Linked DNA regions of Mus musculus: regions 1 and 3 are each linked to region 2. The links are chromatin loops, found by intact Hi-C in ENCODE. Cell type or tissue: gastrocnemius. All regions are shown on one strand.

The links. Peaks named below come from ENCODE experiments on the same cell type or tissue, not always from the same donor. Only the 100,000 strongest peaks of a DNase experiment are listed, where the experiment ranks them.
Region 1: a loop joins it to region 2, with 2.2 times the contacts of the local background. A loop is called at or near these places in 3 of 42 quality-filtered maps.
Region 3: it touches region 2 in a loop (2.1-fold over the local background); 4 of 42 quality-filtered maps call a loop at or near these places.

The regions. Positions count from the first base shown.
Region 1 is chr10:89,663,593-89,666,092 of GRCm38, reverse strand. The region is part of intron 4 of Scyl2 (SCY1-like 2 (S. cerevisiae)); the gene reads left to right. Among named protein-coding and RNA genes, the nearest start is that of Scyl2, 21 kb to the left of the region's middle. In gastrocnemius, no CTCF peak of the experiment used is centred here; DNase peaks (open chromatin) are centred at 196 and 961.
Region 2 is chr10:89,803,828-89,806,327 of GRCm38, reverse strand. Uhrf1bp1l (UHRF1 (ICBP90) binding protein 1-like) reads right to left here. Exons shown (of 21, transcript NM_029166.2): 14 at 115-1,616. Among named protein-coding and RNA genes, the nearest start is that of Gm31090, 7.1 kb to the left of the region's middle. In gastrocnemius, no CTCF peak of the experiment used is centred here; no DNase peak of the experiment used is centred here.
Region 3 is chr10:89,655,217-89,657,716 of GRCm38, reverse strand. It overlaps Scyl2 (SCY1-like 2 (S. cerevisiae)), which reads left to right. Exons shown (of 18, transcript NM_198021.3): 9 at 833-1,009. Among named protein-coding and RNA genes, the nearest start is that of Scyl2, 30 kb to the left of the region's middle. In gastrocnemius, no CTCF peak of the experiment used is centred here; a DNase peak (open chromatin) is centred at 1,156.

The DNA of each region.
Region 1 (2,500 bases), 140 kb after region 2:
TTCTGAGTTCCTTTGAAATAAAGGTTATATTACTTACTAAAAATTTTAAAACAATTTAAAGTTGTATCATTATTGTGCCTTAAGTGGGGGAGCGTGTGTGTGAAGGTCTGAGGACAGCTTGTGGGAGTGGGTTCTCCTACGTGTGTCGAGGGATGGACCTGAGGCCTGGGCTTGGCAGCAGAAGCTTCTCCCTGCTGAGCATCATCTGCTGAGCATCATCTGCTGAGCATCGTCTGCTGAGCATGGTCTGCTGAGCGTCATGTCAGCCTTGAGTACTTGTCCTTCTTACCTGTGCTGCTGGTTACACCCGAGCTGTGAGAGCCAGCGTCAGGGACCTGTCGATGTCGTTAGGTCTCATCCTTTTCCAGGTGGTTGATTGGTTTTACTGTTCTTGTGTAGGGCCTTTTCCATGTTCAGTACATGCTCTGCCATCGAGCTACAGCTCTAGCTTGAGTTAACTTTTGTAAATGTCATAAAGGTCCAACTTCATTCTTTGATAGTTTGTTTTCCTAGCGTCATTTATTAAGAAGCTAGACATCCCCACCCTCATTGAATGCTTTTAGTGCCACCATAAAAAAAATCATTTGACCATATGGAGAGACTATTTCTAGGTTTTTCTTTCTGACTCATTGGTCTGTCTTTGTGCCAGCACCACCTCCATTTTGATTGCTGTTGTTTTGTAGCAGGCAACTAGACTGTTTTCCCAAACTACAAAATAATTTGAAAGAGTAACAGACAGATAGTTAAAATAAAAACAACAAAATAGAAGCTGGAGAAAAGGCTTAGTAGATCAGAGCTCTTGCTGTGTACGCGCAAGGACCTGAGTCTGAATTCTCTGCACTTGCTTAAGGAATTGCATGTGTGCATGCCTGTAATCCAGTCTGCCGTGCAGAGTCTTCGGATGGTTGCAGTCTGCCAGCCTAGCTCTGGGCTCAGTGAGAGACCCTGAGTGAGTGACAGAGCAGTACACTGATGTCCTCCTCCGCCCCTCCCCCCACGCATGCACATAACCACCCCACATACGGACTTATGCATACAAAAAGTAACCCCCATATATATCTGTGTACATAGTCCTGATCTGTGCCTTAGAGTTAATATGCTACAGCACTGGTGTTTTAACTAAAGTATATGGGACATGATCCCTGTATAGAAATATAACTAAGTCACTCTTCTAAAAATATACAGTAAGTATGTAGCTTGTTTTCTTGTGAAGTTAAGGAAACTTCTAGATTTGAAAAACTTTGTTCTTTTCCTTTTTCTTTTTTTTTAAAGACTTTTTATTTTATTTTTTAAAGATTTATTTATTTATTATATGTAAGTACACTGTAGCTATCTTCAGACACTCCAGAAGAGGGCATCGGATTTCGTTACGGATGGTTGTTGGGATTTGAACTCGGGACCTTCAGAAGAGCAGTCGGTGCTCTTAACCACTGAGCCATCTCGCCAGCCCCTTTGTTCTTTTTCAAGCTATGTTTGGCAATAATATTTTTGAAAATGTACAACTTTACAAAGTTTATCGTCATCTGTTACCTTTATAACTGGTTTCGTTGTGACATTTCACACCTATGTGTAATGTGTTTTGATCCTGTCTTCATTACTCTCTTGTCACAGCTCCCCACCCTCTCCTCTCCTTTCTTTTTAAAAACATGTATGTTTTTGCCTGCATAAATATGTGCACCACACCTAGGCCGAAGGAGGGCATCAGATCCCTTGTACCTTGAGTTACAGATGGTTGTAAGGCACCATGTGGGTGCTGAGAATTGAATAGGGGCGCCTCTCCTCTTCCCTGCTGAGTCATCATCTTTCCACCCCCTTCATCTTTTTAACTAGTCTGTCTTCTGCCTTAATGTCTTTGTTTCTTTAGTGACCCAGTCAGTTTAATTAGGCTTGCTTGCAGGAGCCTGGGAACCTTAACTTAATTCCAGTCAGAAAGAGGTTGCTTACCTGGGTCACAGACTGTTACAGTTGCACCAGTATAAATTTTCCCTGGCAGGGAGTCCACAGCTAAGACCCTTGACAACCATTTCTCTAGCATCTTGTGAGCTAGCCAGCAAGTAGGAAGCTCCCAGTTAAGTAATGTTCTGTGACCAACTGGGTTATCTCTGTAGTAAAGTCTTACATTACAGTGTAGTTCTGGTGGGCATTCAGCAGTGACAATTACTTATATTTTGGAGGCCTCTTTGATCTGTAGCTCATAGGAAGGTAGTCTACTCCAGGGAGTGGGATCTTATTTAATTACCTTTGGCTTTTGGGAACATTTATAAATCCTAACCTTACGTGACCTTTATGGGTTCCTGGAAACCAAAGAAATGCTTCAGATTTTACTCTGAGAGATAGGAGGTTTGAATAGGGGAATGAATAGTCTGGGCTATGTTTTAACAGAGTGCTGAAGCAGCTGCCTTGATAGACTATAGAAGAAGGGTAAGGGCAGAAGCCAAGAGATGTGATAGGTGTGGTTCCTGGGGCAGCCCTGGCCAGAGACAGTGGTGGTGCAGAGGTG
Region 2 (2,500 bases):
CCTGACAATGCCACACTTTGTCCTGAGGTTTTCTACTCCCAAACAAAACTAACAAATAAACAAGCCAAAGAAACAACAGAACTAAAACCACTTCCATTGCAACTGCACCATTACCTTAAGGACGTCTGGGATTTAGGTGCTCTGGCTGGGGGCGCCTCCTCTTTACTGCTCTCCGGGTTCTCAGAGAGGGAAGCTGCTTCAGGAAGGAAGTCTTCAGCTCTGAAGATGGAGTGTATGGCGTCAATTCCCTTACCAGTTACAGGGTTTGAAGGTGGGTTATGGTTGCCGTCATCATCCAGGGAAAGCCTAGTTGAGCCATCTCTGTAGTTTAAGACACTATCTGAGTCTGTGGAAGCCACATCCTTTGTGTGACTCCCTTCTGAGGTCATTTCTCCTGAGCCACTCTTGTGAGAAAGTCCACTACTTTCATCTTCACTTATTTTCCCTAAATGTTTATCTGATAAGTAGTCTAGAAAAGAAGTGCCTTTTTGCAGGTTTGTGTCACTGGCTGATTTGAAAAGCAACGGATCCTTTAAAGGGGCGTGGCTGAGGTCAACACTCATTGACCTGTTGTCTGACATGTGATTGAGAGTAGCATTTCTAATTCGGTGTATACCACTACCACCTTGTTTTCTCTTTGAAGACAAAAACCCCCCATTTTCTGCTGGCAGGAAGTCAGGAAGCAATGGGCTCCCACTTTCAGAAGCAGGAGAGCGCAGAGCACTTGTGGGATTCACTGGATGAAGCAGCAGGGCAAGCTCCGCACTGCGAAGTAAAATTCCAACGCAAACAGAAGTCTGGGAAGCGGGGCTTCCAATCACAGCTTCCACATCCCTCCGCAAGGTATCCGAAAGCAGAACGAGAGACTCGTGTATGAAAAGCAGCAGCAGATATTGGTAGTGATTGATCTGCATACTGACATGTTTATGAACACGGACCAAGACATGAACATCCGCATCTGAAGAGGAAGAGGAAAACCTTAAAAATGTGTCTGATGAAGGTCTTTGGCCGCCATTTGTCAGAGGCTCAGACTCTGTACTGTAATACTCCTTCAAGAGTTTCTTCCTCTTCATTCGGCCAGCCAGATCACTGGACTCACTTTGTGAGGTATTAAGGGTCACTTGATCACAAGTCTGGAACTCTTTCTGTAGCTCTGCGTATCTTGTTGGCTGGCAAATCCAGATAGACAGAGGGAAAGCATCTACAAAGCTTACTGGCCGCCCCTTCCCGCTTTTCATCCCTTCATAGTCTATCCAAAACTGGGAAAAGTACACCGCCCACACATCGGTGGCAGCAGATGTTTTAAGAGTGTTTTTATTCAATTTAGGGATAATATTCCCTTTATAAACCTCATGCATTTTGGTATCTTGTTCGTGGGCATGTCTCTGGAAGATGGGATGTAGAAGATTAAAACTGTCACAGGATTTGGGGAATCTAGTATAAGTTTTGCTAAAAAAGTCACACTCTTTAAAGTCTTGACACAAAGCTTCTAGATCAGAATGGCGGCAGTTCGGACAGTGCCTCGTGTTGGTGGCTATCATTTCAGAGCTCTGAATAGACACCGTGTGAGGCTGATCTTGATGGCAACCTGCCTTCACTTCAGAAGGAATGACAAACTGGAAGGGGAAAAAAATTGAGTTCAGTTTACAAATCCCTACATCATGAAAAATACAAAAGACTTGGTATTATTTTTATTGTTTTAAAGATTTATTTATTATATGTGAGTACACTGTAGCTGTCTTTAGACACCCCAGAAGAGGGCATCAGATCCCACTACAGATGGTTGTGAGCCACCATGTAGTTGCTGGGATTTGAACTCAGGACCTCTGGAAGAGCAGTCAGTGCTCTTAACCACTGAGCCATCTCTTACTTACTAAATGTTTGAGTACACACACAAAAAAGCACTAAGTGTGAAAAAGCGATATTCGATAGTTTTGTTAAGCTACTTTTAAGCCCAAGTGTTCTAGGAGACTGAAAGAATGACAGCAACTGTACAGACAGATGTCACCCGACTTGTTGTTCCAGGCTGCAAGAGAGCACACAGCTGTAATCGTAGCACTCTGGAGAACAGGCAGGGTATGCTGAGACAGTGAGACTAAGGCAGACTTATGACATAGTTCTCAAGAGGGAACTGAATCAGTGTTCCTAGCAAAGAGTCCAAAGTGGTTTCTGGGTACTGCTCATGCCCAGAAAATATAATGATCATTGTTTAGTTCTGTCTCAAGCACTATTAAACAACATGTTCCTTTATGCTAAGTTGAGAAGATTTTTCCTTATATGCTAGGAAATGTGGAATATTAGCTGCACAATGTTTTATAAAAGCGGCTACAACACATAATCTATCAACAACGGACCCTTCAGTAAATTGTCAGTTATGTCCACATCTTATTCTTTTTACTAAAATGTGTTTTAAAAACCTAAGATTGTATACAAATTAGATTAGTGGCTACTTACTTACAAAGCAAGTTTTGTTAACTTTAGACACTAATAATTGAATAAT
Region 3 (2,500 bases), 150 kb after region 2:
TTTACCTGAGGTACATGAGTGACAGTAACATGCTGCCAACTGAAGCCAAAGCCAAAGCTTAGGTATGGTGCAAAACAGGTCGGATGTGAACCTTACGATGCTTCCTGTGTTAAGGCTACCTGTGCTGGTTACTAAGTGTGTCCCCAGCGGTGTCTGTAAACAGCCCTGGTGGAGCTCACTGCTCACTAGCAGTTAAAGGATGCATCAATACTGATGCGATCCTACTGTATTCCTATTCTCTTTCTCTTAACTTACTAGACAATGAATGTCAAATAATATTCAAAATGCTGGTGAGGCTGGGTCTGGTGGCATATGCCTTTATCTTTAGTCCCAGCACTTGGTAGGGTAGGGCAGGTGGACATCTGAGTTCTAGGCTAGCCAGACTACACAGTGAGACAGTCTTAAAAACGAAAATAATGAATGCTAGAGAAGGTACTAGTTGTAAGACTGTTATTTTGTGACTCTAAAATTGTAAAGCTTCAGCAGTCACAGCCCTTGTCTGCTACCCTTTACTGTCATGGCTGGAAAGCAGAGCACTGCCGTTCCTCTCACACAGGCATGGGTGCCGTCTGCGTTATCAGTTAGAGTGAGGTGCTGCTTCAGGTAGATGATCAGAGTCATGAGTGATAGGAAAAAGAGAAGAATCACTGTCAGTGAACACAAGATGAGCTTGCAAACGCTGGAGCGAGCATGTAGCCTGGTTTACGGACAGAGTCTAGAAAATATTTCAGTTTCAGCCATCAGCTTTATGGTCACTTTACACTTCAATTGTAAATACGGAAGTTCTGGAATACATTTTGTTTTTACAAATTTTTCATTTTTTTCCTCTCAGCGTGTCATTGTGCAGAGGATTTTACCCTGTCTGACCTCAGAATTTGTCAACCCTGATATGGTACCTTTCGTTTTACCTAATGTTCTGCTCATTGCTGAGGAATGCACCAAAGAAGAATATATCAAATTAATTCTGCCTGAACTCGGTCCTGTATTCAAACAGCAGGAGCCAATCCAGGTATGTTGTGAGGACTTCCAAATGTTTATGCGTTATTGTAATAGCTACTATCCCTAAGAACAAAACAGTGACTATTTTGAGCTTTTAAAAGAAATGGCTTAGTGCTGGCTGCTCTTGCAGAGGACCTGGCTCAATTCCCAGCACCCACATGGTGGCTCACAGCCATCTGTAACTCCTATCCTCGGGACCCAACTCGACTCCAGGAACCAGGCACAGACATACACATTCAGGCAAAACACCCATACATGTCAAATAAAAATAAATAAAAAATGTTAAGTGTTTAAATACTTGAGGTACGTATATTAGATTTTTTCACTAGTCAGAAAGCTAATATTATAATTAAACTTAGCAAATGAATGTTTGTGGCTTTTTATAAGTCATTGTCTTAGAAAATAAGTTGTAATCAGACTTTGCATGTGTTACATTGTCCCTAATTAAAAGCTGGCAGTTTGGAAAAATCAAGTTTTTGATACTTTTATTTGGCTTGATACTCCATTAGTTAATTTTTAGATGATGTATGTCAGTTGTCTCTATTTTTTTCTAATAAATAATTTTATTAAAAGAGGAAAATGTGTAAAGCATCATAGAACTAGTATGTGATCTGTGTATGTATGAGAAAAATGCAAATTATATATATATATATATATATATATATATATATATACATACACACACAATGCATATGTATATAATGTGAATGTGTAAGTGAAATAAATTATATAGATTTTGTTACAGTAGATATTTATCTTGAGTTTAAGAAGTGTGGGCTTACATACCTGGATTAGAGTCTGGGTTCATCTCTGTTTTAGAACCATGTAGCAGTCATCATCATCTGAAAGCTTTTATCCTCATTTTAACATGTAGAGTTGTTGGCTGAGACACCATTAGGTGTTTCTGCTACCGGGTGGCAGTAGCTTACTAGTCAGCATGAACTGTCTGATGGGCCGGCTCTGTGATTGGTTGCAGTTGTCCCCGTGAAAGTGGAGAATTTATTTTTTACTTTTTAGAAACTAGCATATTAACTATCCTTCTGAGATTTTGAACAGTGTGCTTGTGAGCGGTTGTCTCCCCTCTCTTTCAGCCTTCTGGTGTCCCTAACCCCTAACCTGCTGCAGCAGGGTCTCACCATGTAGCCCTGGCTCACTTGGCTCTCGCTTTGTTGACCAGGCTAACCTCAAACTCACAAAGATGGATCTGCCTGCCTCTGCCTCCTGAGTGCTGGGATTAAAGGCCTGCTGCCAGTTCTTGTGGCTTCTTCTCCAGTTCCCTTTCCTTAAGAATGTAGAAGACAGTCTGTGCGGTGCTCCTACTAACCAGGCACAGGTCACAGGATAGAGCTCTGAGCTTTAAACCTGGGCTCCCTGACGGTTGTCACAGTGTCAGGTTGGCATGTCACCCAAATTGTTCATCAGTCACGATGAAAATCCTAAGACACATGATTGACCCTGTTCTTTTTAGTTTGGTAACTTTTGATTATTGGCTCTGTAGAAG